Linked DNA regions of Homo sapiens: region 2 is linked to region 1. Evidence: read pairs that join two places in POLR2A ChIA-PET (ENCODE). Cell type or tissue: A673. All regions are shown on one strand.

Region 1 (2,500 bases):
TTTTCTTTTCTTTTTTTTTTTTTTGAAACAGGGTCTTGTTCTGTTGCCCAGGATGAAGTGCAGTGGTGCAGTCATAGCTCACTGCAGCCTCAAACTTGGACTCAAGCAATCCTCCTGCCTCAGCCTCCCAAGAAGCTGGGACTACAGGCCCATGCCACCATACCTGGCACCACGCCTTTGCTAGCCTGGTTCCTCTGGACAGAACTTCCCCTGGGTGACCTGGTGGTGAGCGTGGCCAGATGTAGTCCCTGCCCTCCAGCCATCTCCAGCTTACAGGAGAGAGACCACGAGGCCAGTGATCGCAGACATCAGTGTCTCCCTACAGAGTCTGCCAAGTGTGCTGTGGTGCTCTCAGAGCCTGGCCTGGTGGGGAGGCTGCCCCGAGGAATGGTTCCCCCGAGGGCAGAACTTAGGGAATGGCCTGGCATTGGCCTAGTGATGTGGGGCCAGAGCATCGTGCCAGGCAGAGACCCATGGCCTGAGAGACTAGAGAAACTGTGAGAAGAGGCCTGGCATGGTGGTTCACACCTGTAATCCCAGCACTTTGGGAGGCTGAGGCAGGTGGATCACCTGAGGTCAGGAGTTCGAGACCAGCCTCACCAATATGTTGAAACCCTGTCTCTACTAAAAATACAAAAATTAGCCGGATGTGGTGGCACGTGCCTGTAGTCCGAGCTACTCGGGAGGTTGAGGCAGGAGAATCGCTTGAACCTGGGAGGCGGAGATTGCAGAGAGCCGAGATCACGCCATTGCACTCCAGCCTGGGTGGCAGAGCGAGACTCTGTCTCAAAAAAAAAACAAAAAAAAAGAAACTGAAAAGAGCAGGGAGGCTGAGTGGGCAGTGGGGGAAGCCAGGGAAAGATCACATCCCAGAGGCTGACCTGGGTGACCCCACAGGGCCAGGGACCTGGGATGGAGCCAGGGCTTTGCTCTAAGAGCTGAGGTAGCCATGGAAGCTGCAGCTGTGTGACAGGTTCATGGGTTAAGGACATCACACCTGCTGCTTGGTGGGGATGGGATCGGAGGAGGCAAGAGTGGAGCAGGGGCCGTGTGCGGTGGCTCACACCTGTAATCCCAGCATTTTGGGAGGCCGAGGTAGGCGGATCACTTGAGGTCAGGAGTTCAAGACCAGCCTGGGCAACATGGTGAAACCTCACCTCTACTGAAAAATACATGGTGGCCGGGCGCGGTGGCTCACGCCTATAATCCCGGCACTTTGAGAGGCTGAGGCAGGCGGATCACGACGTCAGGAGATCGAGACCATGGTGAAACCCCGTCTCTACTAAAAATACAAAAAATTAGCCGGGTGCAGTGGCGGGAGCCTGTAGTCCCAGCTACTCGGGAGGCTGAGGCAGGAGAATGGCGTGAACCTGGGAGGCGGAGCTTGCAGTGAGCCAAGATGGTGCCACTGCACTCCAGCCTGGATGACACAGCCAGACTCTGTCTCAAAAAAAAAAAAAAATGGTGACGGGCGCCTGTAATCCCAGCTACTCAGGAGGTTGAGGCAGGAGAATTGCTTGAACTCAGGAGGCGGAGGTTGCAGTGAGCTGAGATGGTGCGGCTCCACTCCAGCCTGGGCAACAGAGCAAGACTCCGTCTCAAAAAAAAAAACAAGAAAAAAACCCAGAGTGGAGCAGGAACGGCAGGGCCCAGGAAGGAGGCTGGACTCCTGGACCCCTGCACCATCCTGTCCAAGGAACTTGTTTTGGGACCGTCACTCTGCTCTTCCTCCTGTGGCTCCCAGGAAAGCCAACCCCATCCAACAGGACCTGGGCAAACAGCTTAGTCTCCCTGACCTGTCCTTCAGGATCTCCGGGGTCTGTGGGCACCTACTGGGGGTGGGTACAGCAGGGAAATCAGGCCCAGGTCTGTGATATTGGGCAAGTCACTTACAGAGCCTCATCTTCATTCATTCATTCATTCATTCATTCATTCTCCATGTGTCTGTTCAGCAAAATGGCCATGGCCCAGCACTCTTGTTTTGCTTTATGCTTTTATGGAGAGCATTAAGAGAGCTGATGGCAGCCGGGCACGGTGGCTCGTGCCTGTAATCTCAGCACTTTGGGAGGCCAAGGCAGGCGGATCACTCAAGGTCAGGATTTGGAAACCAGCCTGGGCAACATAGCAAGACCCCGTCTCTACTAAAAATACAAAAAAAAAAAAAAAATAGCCGGGCATGGCGGTGCATGCCTATGCTCCCAGCTACTGGGGAGACTGAGGTGGGAGGATCACTTGAGCTCAGGGGGTCAAGGCTGCAGTGAGCCACGATGGGACCACCGCACTCCAGCCAGGGTGACAGAGTGAGACGCTGTCTTAAAAAAAAAAGAGAGAGAGAGAGAACTGGTGGATGTGAGGATGAGTCATAGTCTGCAAGGAGCTATGGCTGTGCACAGTCTGACTAATGTCGTGGGAGTGCCCTGGGCATGGGCCTGTGACCCTGTTGGGGTGGGAAGTGGAGGCTCTGGGGGTTACTGACCAGCCCAGATTGCTCCCTGGATTG
Region 2 (2,500 bases), 160 kb before region 1:
TAGGGCCTGTAAAGCTATTGAAAAGCTTATTTTAAAATGCTGTTTACATGTCAAATGTCAAGTCGTTTAGGTTTGTTATCCTTCTTCACTCCAAGTGTTCCATTGCTTAGTTCCAAACCATTATCCTCTATGAAAAGTGTTACCAGAAATATTTGGATTTGCTAAGAGGTCTCTGCATGACGGTTCATGTAAAAGCCCTGGCTTTGGAATAAGGCAGACCAGAGTTTCATCAGTTCAGCCATGTGTTAGTTGTGTGATCTGAAGTAAGTTTCTTCACCTCTCTGAGCCTCGTTTTCCCCACATATGAGTTAGAAACATGTATTTATTTATGAAATAGGCTCTCCTTCTGTCACCCAGGCTGGAGTGCAGTGGCAGGATCATAGCTCAGTGCAGCCTCGACTTCCCAGGCTCAAGCCATCCTCCCACCTCAGCCTCCCAAGTAGCTGGGATTACAGGGTGCGCCACCATGCCCAGCTAATTTTTGTATTTTTTTGTAGAGACAGAGTGTCTCTATGTTGCCCAGGCTAGTCTCAAACCCCTGGGCTCAAGGGATCTTCCTGCCTCAGCCTCCCAAGGCTCATTGTGTGAGCCACAGTACCCAGCCTTCAATTTATGTTTCTATTAGAAATTAAGCTTTGTGGCTGGGTGCAGTGGTTCATGCCTGTTATCCCAGCACTTTGGAAGGCCGAAGCAGGCGGATCACTTGTGGCCAGAAGTTTGAGACCACCCTGACCAACGTGGCAAAACCCCATGTCTACTAAAAATACAAAACGGGTGTGGCGGCACATACCTGTAATCCTAGCTACTTGGGAGGCTGAGGCAGGAGAATTGCTTGAACCAGGGAGGCGGAGGTTGCATTGAGCTGAGATCATGCCACTGCACTCCTCCAGCCTGGGCGACAGAGAGAGACTGTCTCCAAAAAAAAAAAAAGAAAAATTAAGCTTAGTGTTCTGGAAAGACTTCACAATTTTAAGGAGTCTCCCTGGAAGCTTAGAACGTACAAAGCAGACTCTGAATGTCTTTCCAGGATCACACTCTGGCTTCCAGCTTCCCCTGGAAGGTTCAGGAGAGTATTTGTCGCCTGGTTGCTTTTACATCATGCTGATTAGACCTGCACACCCGGGCATGAAATGAGTGTGATTGCATCATTTTCATAGAACCTAATGGCAGCTGTATGTACGTCTAAGACTTCTTTTGTGTAAGTCGAATGTTCTTCGAAGTTTCCCCACGTCATGATTTATGTGATTTTCCGTCTTGATCAGGACCTTCTGAAGGAGCTCAAGTATGTGGCTGCTCCACGGTTGATGAGTCTCTGGTTAAGCATGGCCTTCCAGTTCAGGGCTAGGGGGGCCGTCACCTCCCTTTGTTCTGCACATTCTTCTCCTGTCTTTCATGTATACTCACATTTTTGGAGCCTTCTGTGTACTCACATTTTTGGAGCCTTCTAAATGTCTGGCTTAATAGAACACAGCTGGATTCTCATACCTGCATCTGTCTCCACTCTTGGAATGTGTTGCTTTGGTTGACTTTTATGGAGCAGCTCAATCCTTGCACAGATAAATAGTTGGAAATGGGAGGAGTAATCAAATAATTCTGGATATTCATATTTGATTCTATACCAAAACTCAATAAGCAGTAGTTTCTATGAAGGTTAGTTGCAATGTGAAACCTAAAACCTTATCAATAAACTCTTCATACTTTTACATTAGAGTTCATCATTTGGCTGGGCGCGGTGGCTCACTCCTGTAACCCCAGGACTTTGGGAGGCCAAGGCGGGCGGATTACCTGAGGTCAGTAGTCTGAGACCAGCCTGGCTAACATGGCAAAGCCCCATCTCTACTAAAAACACAAAAACTAGCTGGGCATGGTGGTGGGCCCCTGTAGTCCCAGCTACTTGGGAGGCTGAAGCCATAGAATCACTTGAACCTGGGAGGTGGAGTTTGCAGTGAGCCCAGATTGCGCCACTGCACTCCCGCCTGGGCGACAGGGTGAGACTCTGTATCAAAAAAAAAAAAAAAAAGTCACTTTATCTTGTACTCCGACTGGATCCTTTACCAGTGCATACATTTGTAAGGTGTTGGTGATTTGGAAAGGACCTGTTCACTGAGCCAGGCAGAGCCATGCAGATGTTCCAGATGTTGGTACATTTTGTTATACAGTATCAAAGTCACATTCACCATAGCTGTTAGAAAAGTCTCTGAGTATTGAAAGACTGTCAGGCTTATGTTGATGGATACAGGTTTTCCGAAACTCTTTTTTGCTTGAAAGCTTAAATTTTACCATTGGCAACAAATACTGTTATTTTGGCCAGGTGCTGTGGCTCATGTCTGTAATCCCAACACTTTGGGAGGCCATGGCAGGAGGATCACTCTAGCCCAGTCTGGACAATATGTCCAGACCTGGTCTTTTCAAAAATAAAATTAGCTGGTGTGGTGGTATATGCCTATAGTCCCACCTACTTGGGAGGCTGAGGCTAGAGGATCACTTGAGTCCTGGAGAT

Evidence for each region. ChIA-PET counts read pairs that join two places held together with the same protein. Peaks named below come from ENCODE experiments on the same cell type or tissue, not always from the same donor. Only the 100,000 strongest peaks of a DNase experiment are listed, where the experiment ranks them.
Region 2: POLR2A ChIA-PET joins it to region 1 with 6 read pairs; 2 of 35 experiments call an interaction of 5 or more read pairs at or near these places.

Annotation. Positions count from the first base shown.
Region 1 is chr7:74,341,588-74,344,087 of GRCh38, forward strand. The region is part of intron 3 of CLIP2 (CAP-Gly domain containing linker protein 2); the gene reads left to right. Among named protein-coding and RNA genes, the nearest start is that of CLIP2, 53 kb to the left of the region's middle. In A673, no CTCF peak of the experiment used is centred here; no DNase peak of the experiment used is centred here.
Region 2 is chr7:74,177,629-74,180,128 of GRCh38, forward strand. All of the region lies in intron 1 of EIF4H (eukaryotic translation initiation factor 4H), which reads left to right. Among named protein-coding and RNA genes, the nearest start is that of EIF4H, 4.5 kb to the left of the region's middle. RefSeq lists enhancers at 1,820-2,320, 2,321-2,500. In A673, no CTCF peak of the experiment used is centred here; no DNase peak of the experiment used is centred here; H3K27ac peaks cover 1,774 bases.